Regions from separate parts of the Homo sapiens genome. Here region 2 is linked to region 1. A link is a contact called in ENCODE Hi-C or POLR2A ChIA-PET data. All regions are on one chromosome and are shown on one strand. The core of a region is the stretch at or near the end of the contact, and the rest is flanking DNA. Distances in the headings are between cores, read along the strand shown.

Region 1 (5,766 bases), core at 812-3,311:
TTGGGAGGCCAAGGCAAGAGGATCACTTGAGGCCAGGAGTTTGAGACTGGTCTGGGCAACACAGTGATACCCCCATCTCTACAAAAAATAGAAATAAAAAAAGTAGCTGGGTATGCACCTGTAGTTCCCACTGCTTGGAAGGCTGATGTGGAAGGATTGCTTGAGCCCAGGAGTTGGAGGCGACAGTGAGCCATGATTGCTCCACTGTACCCTAGCCTGGGCAACAGAGCAAGTCCCCCAGTTCTATAGATTTAAAAGTAAAATGTCAAAAACATTCTATGGAGAAAAGATAGTCTTCCAACAAATAGTGCTAGAGCAACTGGATGTCTATAGGCAAAATAATGAACTTCAACCTAAACTTCACACCCTATAGAAAAACTAACTCAAAATGGATAACAGATTTAAAAGTAAAATGTCAAAAAAATTTTTTCTCAAGAGTAAGCAGAGAAAGTGGAGGGGAGGGAATTACTAAAATAAGATGCCTGAAGCTGATATGGCCTTTTAAAAAAGAATACACATGGTAGTTTCTCAAAGCTGAAGGAAATGTGTTTTCAGATTTAAAAGGCCTATTGTGTTGACGTTCATTCCTCATACAGAATGAAAAAGGACACTATTCTAAGGTGTATCATCATGAAACATTAAAAAAAGAAGATTCCAAAACTTTCCAGAGAGGAGGGGAAAAAACCCTTTCATGTCCCGTAGGAAATATTATTAATGTAAAACATATCAACAGCAACATGGAAAGTTAGAAGACAAAGAAGTAATGCCTTTAGAATTCTGAGAGAAAATTTTTCCAACCTAGAAGTCTATACTCAGACTTTCACTCAAGTGCAATGCTAAATTTAAAACATTTTCAGTCATGCTAGGTCTCAAAGAAATACACATTCCATAAACTTTTTCTCAGGAAGCTATTGCAGGATAAGCTCCACCAAACCCAGTGAGTAAACCAAAAGGAATATAGGAGATCTAAGGAAACAGGAGATCCAACAAAAGGGGGATGTGGAGGAATTCCCAAAATGATGAAAAGGGGGCATCTCAAACAGCTGGAGAGCTGCCCTGGACAGCAACAACCCAGACCAGAGCCGGACAAGGAAGGTCCCCAGGGTGACATCCAGAAGAGAAGTCAGTGAGAAAACAAAACTGATAGAAGGAGAGATTTATAATTCTGTTAGAGGGCTAGGGAGAAATTAGTGATTAATTCATGAACATTGATGTTTTAAAAAGACAATTATTAACTAAAGGGAAAACAAAATGATTGTATCAGATATGAAGTGAACATCAAGCAGTTCATCTGTGAACAATATTTTCTTAGGCCTAATAATTTAAACACTGAAATTGTGATGTAATGGGAGGATGGGGATAGGTGAAGGGTTTATGTTGGAGAGGGTGGTAGAAGAAAACTAGATCCTAACCACCATAGTAGGAAATCAAGAGATGATATCTAAAACTGAAAAGTCAAGAGAGAAAAAGTACAAGCACCAGAAGAAATGGCTAAAGATGTGACTACAGTTAGCTGTGTGGAGCAAAACACAGAGGTGGGGAAGAGTGAGCAAAATACTGTTTCTTTTTGTTGTTAAAAGCCTTGGATTTGACTTTTTATGCTATGTGCTTATATATTTTTTCTTTTATTTTTATTCCTCTAGATATGATGCCTGAAGAATTCTTGTATGTTTCTATTTTTTAAAAGACTAAAGCAAAAAAAATTTTAAAGAGGAAATAAGAGAGAAGGGAAAATTAGGGTAGAAAAAAATAAGATGAAGTCAGAAGTAATGCACATCATCCAGTACACATCATTGCTAAAGATAGGCTGAAAATTTGGTTCTGAGCTTTTTAGCAGCAAGCATAAAGTGGGAAATGTAATTGTTTACATGGTTTCACAATGTCCAAGAGATAAAAACAAACCACTTACTCAGGAGAAATATAGCTATTCCTGGTACTGCGATCTGAGAGACAGTTCTCCCATCTGTTCTCCTAAAGAGGACACATGTGACGTAGTGAACCACATCCTCCTTAACTTGCCAACAGTAAATGCAACAATAAGTTTCATAGAGCTGTTTCTTGTCATGTCTCTCAACATAGGTGAATGGCAAAATGCCAATGCAGTGCTCAGTAAAAGCAACTCTATGAAGAAATAAAAATCTGTTTAGAGAGGCAATAAAGCATAGTAGTAAGAGTGTTGGCCTGGGTTCCAAATCTATCTGTCAAACAAGTTACTTAACTACTTTGTACTCAGTCTTCTCATCGATAAAACTGGTCTAATAATACCATCTCATAGAATTTTGTGAGTTATGCATGTGAAGTACTTAGAACAATGCCTGGCATATATAAGCACTAAAAAAATCCGTTTAAAAAATCCACTTTTAAAAAAAGTGAATCTTACATGTTAAGGCTACTGTAAAGAAAACAGTGTGATATTGATGGAGAGATAGACACATAGATCAGTGAAATATAATAGAGAAATATATCACACAAGTATAGCCAACCGATTTTCAACAATGTTGCAAAAAAAAATTCAATGGAGAAAAGATAGTCTTCCAATAAATAGTGCTAGAGCAACTGGATGTCAATAGGCAAAATAATGAACTTCAACCTAAACTTCACACCCTATAGAAAAACTAACTCAAAATGGATAACAGATTTAAAAGTAAAATGTCACACTATAAAATGTTTTCACAAAAACAAAGGAGAAAACCTTCAGGACTTAGGGCAATGTGAAGAGTTCCTCAACATGATACCCAGAAATGATCCTTAAGAGAAAAATTGATAAATTAGACTTCATCAAACTTAAAACTTTTGCTCTGTAAAATATCACATTAAGAGAATGAAGACAGACACAGGCTGAAAGAAGGTGTCTGCAAACCAAAAACCACTGCAGAAAATATAGTAAACCAAACATCTGACAAAGGACCATAAAGAACACTCAAAAATCAACATCAAGGAAACAATCTAATTAGAAAATAGGTAAAAGACATGAAAATATATTTCTGCAAAGAGGATATACAAATGGCAAATAAGCAAATAAAATATGTTCAATGTCATTAGCCATTAGGAAGATGCAAATTAAAACCATGATGAGATATCATTATATACCTATTAGGATGGCTAAAATAATGACAATACTAAATGCCTGTGGAGAAAACTGACTCTCTCATATATCGCTGGTGGTAGTGTAAAATGGTATAGCCACTCTGCAAAATAGTTTGGCAATTTCTTAAAAATCTAAACTTATACTTACCACATGATCTAGCAATCACATTCCTAGGCATTTACCCAGAGTAATGAAAATTTATGTTCACACAAAAACCTATACAAGAATACCCATTGTAAGTTTATTTGTAGTAGCCTAAATTGGAAACAACCCAAATGTCCTTCAATGGGTGAATGGCTAAACAAACTGTGGTGCATCTATATCATGGAATACTACTCAGTAATAAAAAGAAACAATCTATTAGTACATGCAACAATTTGTATGAGTCTCAAGAAAATTATGCTGAGTGAAAAAAAAAAGCCAATCTCAAAGGTTGGATATTGTATGATTTCATTTATCTAACATTCCTAAAATGATAAAATTACAGAGATGAAGAACAGATTAGTGGCACTAGGGATGGGTTGGGGGCAGTACAGGTGTGACCATAGAGAGGTAGCATTTGGGATATTTGTAGTAATAAAACAGTTCTGTATCTTGACTTTTACTGTTGTTACATCAATTTACTACATGTGATGAAATTGCATAGAACTACACACACACACGAGTATAGGTAAAAACTGGTGAAATTTGAATAAATTCAATGGATTGTACCAATATAAATTTCCTGAATTTAATATTGTACTATAGTTATGTAAGATGTTACCATTGGGGGAAACAGGATAAAGGGTACACAGAACGTCCCTGTACTATGAATTTCCTATGAATCTATAATAATTTTAAAATAAAAAGTTTCCAAAAAAATGTATCTTATAAAAAATGTTATAGGCTGGGTGTAATGGCTCACACCTGTAATCCCAGCACTTTGGGAAGCCAAGGCAGGAAGATCGCTTGAGCCCAGGAATTCGAGATCAGCCTGGGCAACATTGGAAGAACTCATCTCTACAAAAAGTAAAAAGTTAGCTGGGTGTCGTGATGCATGCCTTAGTCCCAGCTAATAGGGAGGCTGAGGTGTAGGGATTGCTCGAGCCCAGGAAATTGTGGCTGCAGTGAGCTATGATAATAGCACTACTACACTCCAGCCTGGGTGATAAAGCCAGACCCTGTCTCAAAAAAAAAAAAAAAAAAAAAGTTATATAAGCTCTATAATAAAACTTCATTAATTAGGGATTAAAGTTTACCTTTATTTAACAAACTGTGTATTGTATAAAATTAGAATTAAACATTTGGGATGTTGGTAGAAATTATAGAAATTCATCAAGTTTTGCTCTTGCAAAACTTGGTGAAGGCAAAGGGGCCCAGGGGGACTCTAATGCAGATGCTCACTGCTTCAAGAAGGCAAGTAGCATATTTTCAAGAGTTGTTAAAGAATAGCACTTATTACCATAGAGTAATTGTCTTGCCCTTATCTTTTCAGGTTCAAAATTTTGATTTCCTAGCATGAATTCATATTAACTGAGCTCACAGGACTGATGTACTATGTGTGACAATCTCAGCCGCAATTTCAGATGTGCAAGAAAAAAACAAGTTTCTCTCTCTTCTTTAAATCAACTTATTTTGAACTCCACATCCCCATCATATGAGCTGGAGAGAAATTCAGCCTAAGTAATTCCTTGCCAAGGCACTGTTGGTCTGGTTACTGTCCAGACACCCACTGTTGTAGTCTGAAGGGCACTCTCAGGAGTAGAGACTGTGGCTTTTGTGATGCTTCGGACTCGGGAACTTTTCGTGCTGAGGATCCAGCCTCCATGGGCACTCCAATTGCTCTCTGAGGTCTTGCTATCTTTCTGTGCTCTGACATCTCACCCTCTCCAGCCTCAGGGAAACTCCTAGAGAAGCCTCTTTCCTCTCTAAGATCATTTCTGTCTCAACCCTCCAAGAAATCCAGCAACATCTAGTCAATCAGCTTAGCTTTTCCAGAGCTGAGGAAAACCACTAACTTGAAGCTGCTTCTAATTTTTGTCCTGCCAACATTCTTATTATAAGAAATTATAAAGCCTCACTACCTTGTGAAATGCAGAGAAGAGGAAAATATAGAGAGGATAAAATAAAATTAATATTTTAACAAATTACCCTACCAAACTACAAAAGCCACTTTATTAATTTGCAATAAATGTCACAGCAATGGGTTACATCCATATGGCTAGCCCACTGTCCCCTCTTTAAAGTAGACTTTCATGATCCTCCTTAGACTGTTGCTTGGTGAACATGAAGCAGAGCCAGAGGCTTTAGAATAGTTCAACATTTAAAGGGATCAGGTTATCAGAGTCTGATGTATTAATCCCACAATAGGGACATTCACATCATGGTAGGGGAGCTGGGAACACTGGAAGTTCATTGGCTATGATCTCCCAAATCCATGTTTACTTTGAAAATGTCCTTGTCTGTGGAGCTGCAATCGTCAGAGGCATTTGGCTGGCTGGGACTCTCTTCCCCCTGACAGCACTTGGATGAACACTGTCAACATTTGTCCTGGAGGCCGTCTTTTTTCTATGCCTCAACAGCTCACCACCCCTTCCATCAAATAACAGGCCAATTCTGCTGACCAAATATCCATGTCTCTTCAGGATGATTTTGCATAGATCTGTTCCAGTAAATTACGTAGGGACTCTAAATTTGAA
Region 2 (5,565 bases), core at 672-3,171, 35 kb after region 1:
CCAATAACTTGGAAACAATTGAATTGCACACTAATAATTAAGCAAATTATTATATTTCCATACAATAAAATACTATGCGACTATTGAAAATAATATAGACCATTACTTATGGACATATGATAGCTATAACTTTTTAAGTGTATTAATAAAAACAGTATCATCTTATTTTTAAAAATTGTATATTTATTACACATCTGTGTGAGGCATGTGACTAGAGAGATATATATGGAAAGAATTTTCAAAATGTTTATGTAGTATATGACAATTTTTAAATGAGCATTTATTTAATCAGTTAGCACTATTTATAAACACTTAATATGTGCTACGCATTGTGCTAGGTCCTGGAGAAACGAAAGAGAACAATCTATTAATTTAATCTGTTAATTTAGTCCACCAAATCAACAGTGTTTTTCAGAAATACGACAATAACCAGTGTTGATGAATTAGAGAAGGTAACCTCATATACTACTGTTGAGAGTATATGTTGGTAAAACATTTCTGGAGAACAATTTAGTACTTTGTTTTTTGTTTTTTTTTTTTTGAGATGGAGTCGCACTCTGTCGCCCAGGCTGGAGTGCAGTGGCACGATCTCAGCTCACTGCAACCTCCGCCTCCCGGGTTCAAGCGATTCTCCTGCCTCAGCCTCCTGAGGCACGCCACCACGCCCGGCTAATTTTTGTATTTTTAGTAGAGACGGGGTTTTACCATGTTGGCCAGGATGGTCCGATCTCCTGACCTCGTGATCCACCCGCCTCTGCCTTCCAAAGTGTTGGGATTACAAGCGTGAGCCACCGCGCCCGGCTTTTTTTTTTTTTGAAACAGAATCTCTATTGCCCAGGCGGGCTGGAGTGCAACGGCGCGACCATGGCTCACTGCAACCTCGATCTCCCTGGCTCAAGAGATCCTCCCACATCAGCTTCCCGAGTGGCTGGGACCACAGGCCCATGCCAACATGCCCAGCCTTTTTTTTTTATTATTCTTATTCTTATTCTTATTCTTATTATTATTGTAGCGACGAGGTCCCACTGTATTAAAATAATATAGTGATCTCAAACTCCTGGGTTCAAGCGATCCTCCGCCCTCGGCCTCCAATAGCGCTGGGATTACAGGCGTGAGCCACCACACCCAGTCTCTTTTTTACAAAGAATATAAATAGCCGGTGGATGTCAGACTATTTCGTTATGGAAAGATGCTCTCAAAAGACGAAATAGATAAATCGAAAGAAAGTGTCCATTTTTTCTCAGTGGCCTAATCTGTCAGGTACCATGCTTGGTTTTGGGGGCATAGAAAGACATTAGCGCCCTCATGGAGTTCAAAGTCTGGTGGAAGAAATCAATCATAATAACAATGAGGGGTTAACGACAACAGACCCTTGAAAGATAACATCTCCAGGGAATAAGGAAGAGCATTCCAAAGTATTTTGCCAAATGGCAAAAACCGCAGTTACTTTTGCACCAACCTTAATGCAAATAAAAGCATGTACACAAACAAGATACTCGAGGAAGAATACAGCTGACACACAGAAACGGATCGTTATCTTGTGGCTTTCCTGCAGCCTCGTTCCTTTCAGTCACATAACACCCCAAATCTGTGGACGGTTAATGAGAGCTAGTATCACCCAGAGTCACGGCTGTTGACTCGGACGACTTTAGATGCAGCCCGCCAGCGGGAGAAACTGGAGGGAATCCGCCATACACAGGAACCTAGAAGGGCTACGTGACAGGGGCTGCCCCGCAGCTCTCAGCCGCCGGCACTCCCAGCCAGGTTTTCCCGCCAGTCTCAGTTCCTAGATCTTCCGAGGCTCCGCCCGCCGCCGAGCGGTCGGAAAGTTTTAAGGAGGGGGAAGTGTTGCAAGCCTATCGATATCTCTGGAATAGACTGCGCTACCCTGCGCCGCCGCCGTCAAACTCCCGCAGACTTCTCTGTAGATCGCTGAGCGATACTTTCGGCAGCACCTCCTTGATTCTCAGTTTTGCTGGAGGCCGCAACCAGGCCCGCGCCGCCACCATGGTACGTTGAATCCCGATCTCTGGAAGGTTTAGGGCAGAGCTCTGGTGACTGGGGGATGACGAGCCACCTCTCCTGTCATCCTTAGCGTCGCCCGGTGCCACGAGGTATGAGAGCCTCGGCAGACGGCCGGGCTCCGGCAGTGATTCAGCATCTCCGGCCTGGCCGGGCTAGGGGTTATCGGTAGCCAGTGCGGCCTTTCCACCGCTTTCGCTTCCCGGGGAGCCTCCGACACTTCCTCCTCGGTCAGCTAGATGAGTTCGCCCCTCAGGTTCCTTCAGTGGAGTAGATTCTGAGCGGTCCAGAATAGCTCCTAGTGCTGTGTATGGGAGAGGAGAAGACAGAGACTTGACTTGGAGGCCTACCTGTACCACCAGTGCGGACTTGACCCCCAGGTTTGTGTTCCTGGACAGCGTCCGTTTTCCTGGTGGGTCCGTCTATTTATCTCTCGCCTAGACTTCGATTAGAAGAGGCCCTTTTCAATCATTTTGTCCAGTCACCTAGTTGCGGATGAGTAAGCCGAGGCTGAGAGGGGAAGTGATGGAATCAGGGTTACAATATAGGGTTCTGGGTTTCCAGTTCTGTCTGCCATTCTAGCACTCAATCTCACTCCCATGACTATTATTATAATAGTCGTAATAGCCGTAATGGTTCTATCGCTGCAGCTATTTGTGTCCACCTCTAACTTTGTGAGGACATTTTTGTTCATTCAATGTGAATATACAGACAGCACTTGTACAGGCATAACTACAGTGAACATTAAAAAATAAGTCATACATGTCCCTAATCATAAAAACAGAAAGGGACGTTTAGATAAAGAGCTGTGGGAGTATATGTTAGGGGGATTTGGGAAGAAAAGGAGAAGACTTCAAGAAATCGACATTTAAGCTACCTTAAAGAAAAGGAAGACTTTTAACCATTTATTAGGGCCCAATAAAAGGGAGCAGCATAAGCAAAAATAGGCAAGAAAGTTGATTGTGAACTTTAGTAATTGAGCCTAAAGGGGTTGATATGGAGGGTGTTAGAATAAGAGTTTGGAAAAATAGGACCCATTTAGATCTGCTTCTCCCTCTCCCACGAGTTTATGGTAAATGTAGAATTGGCTTACATCTGAGTACAGTAGTAATCTTCCAGTAAGACTGCATGAACAGAGTGCCTTAACATTGAATGGAAATACAAGCATATTTCTTAATGAATGTTAAGAGTTGGGATTTGAAATGTTCTTCTATTAACAGGTATTTTTTTCTTTTACTTTTAGTTTCGAAATCAGTATGACAATGATGTCACTGTTTGGAGCCCCCAGGTAAAATAATGTTTTTAAACCTTTTCTGTGAAGTGGCTTTTTGTGGCTGCAATATATTTAGAAACTTGTGAGAGCGTAGGCTTGGGGAAAATGGAATATAATTATTTTAGACGTTCTTGGAAGTTGCATTTATAATTAAAATAGGTTTCCTGATGGACCTAGAGGACATTATGTTAAGTGAAATAAGCCAGAAACAGAAAGAAAAATGTTTCATGCTCTCACTTATATGTGGAATCTTTTGTTTAAAAGGGCAAATATATATATAGAGAGAGTAAAACAGTGGTTACCAGGGTAGGGGGTGGCAGTGGGGAGGAAAAAAGAGGAGATACAAAGTAGCAAATATGTAGGTTGAGCAAGTGGAAAGATCTAATGTACAACATGAAGACTACAGTTAATAATGCAGGTAGTGTTTTGTATTCAAGATTTTTGTTAAATGAGTAGTTTATAGCCCTTGCCACAGCAGAGGAAAATGGGTAACTATGTGAGACAACGGATGTGTTCATTCTGCGATAGTGACCCTACTATATATGTGTATCTTATAACATCATGTTGCATACGTTAAATATACACAAGAAAATTTATTTTAAAAGAAGCTTTCAGCCGGGTGCAGTGGCTCATGCCTGTAATCCCAGCACTTTGGGAGGCCAAGGAAGGTAGATTGCTTGAGTCTTGGAGTTCAAGACCACCCTGAACAACATGAAACCCGGACTCTACAAGAAATACAAAAATTAGCTGGGCGTGGTGGTGCTTGCCTATAGTCCCAGCTACTGTGGACAGTGAGGTGAGAGGACTGCTTGAGCCTAGGAGGCAGAGGTTGTACTGAGCTGAAGATTGTGCCACTGCACTCCAGCCTGGGTGACAGAGTGAGAACCTGTCTCAAAAAAAAAAAAAGGTCTCTTGATTAAAAAAAAAATCAGTTGAGATTTAACTGTGCTCACCTGATATTTGAAAACCCTAATTTTTAATTTATAAAAGATCTTCTAAGATGTGTGTTTTTTGTTTTTTTTTTCTTTAGGGCAGGATTCATCAAATTGAATATGCAATGGAAGCTGTTAAACAAGGTTCAGCCACAGTTGGTCTGAAATCAAAAACTCATGCAGTTTTGGTTGCATTGAAAGTAAGTACAGTAATAAATATGTCTTCCTCTGTAGAAAACAATGTAAATTTCACCATAGAAAATAAGGTTGTAAACTTATTTTTACATTTGTCTCTTTTTTTTTTTTTTTTACATCTTATAATGTCTCTATTTAGAGGGCGCAATCAGAGCTTGCAGCTCATCAGAAAAAAATTCTCCATGTTGACAACCATATTGGTATCTCAATTGCGGGGCTTACTGCTGATGCTAGACTGTTATGGTAAGTATAATCATGAAAAATAAACATCCTTTTTGTTTCATAATTGATTAGTTTTCTCAAAAAGATCCAGATAAGGTATTTTAGGAAGTTGTCTGCCAAAGTTCTTGTAAATTAAGATTATGAATACCTTGGTGGTTTTGAGTTTGTTATTAAATTTTCCATTTTTTGATCCCTGTAGGAGTAACTAATAAGATTAAACATTAGCACTTTTCAGAAGTCACTGAGTAATGTGATGTTTGTTAATACAATGTATATCGTTTGAGACCCTGTTATGTCTAAGAAGAACGTGATACTTTTGTCTGGTTTCTAAGGACAAGCTGAACCACACTTGTTTTCTTTGTGCTTGTTTTCTTCAATACATCAGTATTTATTAGACATTTATTTTTTGCAATGCTCAATACTGGATACTGCAGGGTATACATAAGTGACTCAGACATGGATCTTGTCTTAAGGGAACTTGAAGGCAAGTTTATCTATAAACTCAAATGTAGTTTATCTATAATATAACAGAAAAATTTCTGTGAGAGTCTAGAAGAGACAGATTATTTATGGTTAAAAGGCAATACATAAATGAAGAGATAGGGCTTTGAAATTGCACATATTGAGTTCTCACCTTCACCACTTAGTATCTGAGATTTGGCTAAATACCTAAACACTGAATTTTTTCCAGTGTTTTCTTTATCAAGGCTATTTTTAAATGTTATTTATTTATTTTTTTGAGATGGAGTCTCACTCTCACCCAGGCTGGAGTGCAGTGGTGTGATCTCAGCTCACTGCAACCTCTACCTCCCAGGTTCAAGCGATTCTCCTGCCTCAGCCTCCCGAGTAGCTGGGATTACAGGCACCCGCCACCACGCCTGGCTAATTTTTGTATTTTTAGTAGAGACGGGGTTTCGCCAT

The links. Hi-C counts contacts between places; a loop is a spot of excess contacts on that map. ChIA-PET counts read pairs that join two places held with the same protein, here RNA polymerase II (POLR2A). Pooled maps may share reads with other maps.
Region 2: a loop to region 1 is called in a pooled map, with 2.9 times the contacts of the local background. The contact joins the promoter of PSMA1 here to the enhancer-like site in region 1. A Hi-C loop is called at or near these places in 4 of 37 single-sample maps with no recorded cell type and 10 of 50 pooled maps. POLR2A ChIA-PET finds 5 or more read pairs at or near these places in 10 of 52 experiments (B cell, CD4-positive, alpha-beta T cell, H1 and 6 more).

The regions. Positions count from the first base shown.
Region 1 is chr11:14,551,331-14,557,096 of GRCh38, reverse strand. It overlaps a transcript of PSMA1 not described here. Among named protein-coding and RNA genes, the nearest start is that of PSMA1, 34 kb to the right of the region's middle. Within about 2 kb of position 2,061, at least 2 of the 41 ENCODE cell types and tissues checked have a DNase peak (open chromatin) inside an H3K27ac peak, as active enhancers do; they include CD4-positive, alpha-beta T cell, where a contact is called at or near this core.
Region 2 is chr11:14,516,742-14,522,306 of GRCh38, reverse strand. It overlaps PSMA1 (proteasome 20S subunit alpha 1), which reads left to right and starts at 1,921. Exons shown (of 10, transcript NM_002786.4): 1 at 1,921-2,010; 2 at 3,266-3,310; 3 at 4,326-4,427; 4 at 4,562-4,665. The coding sequence starts at 2,008. RefSeq lists enhancers at 1,790-1,979, 1,514-2,128.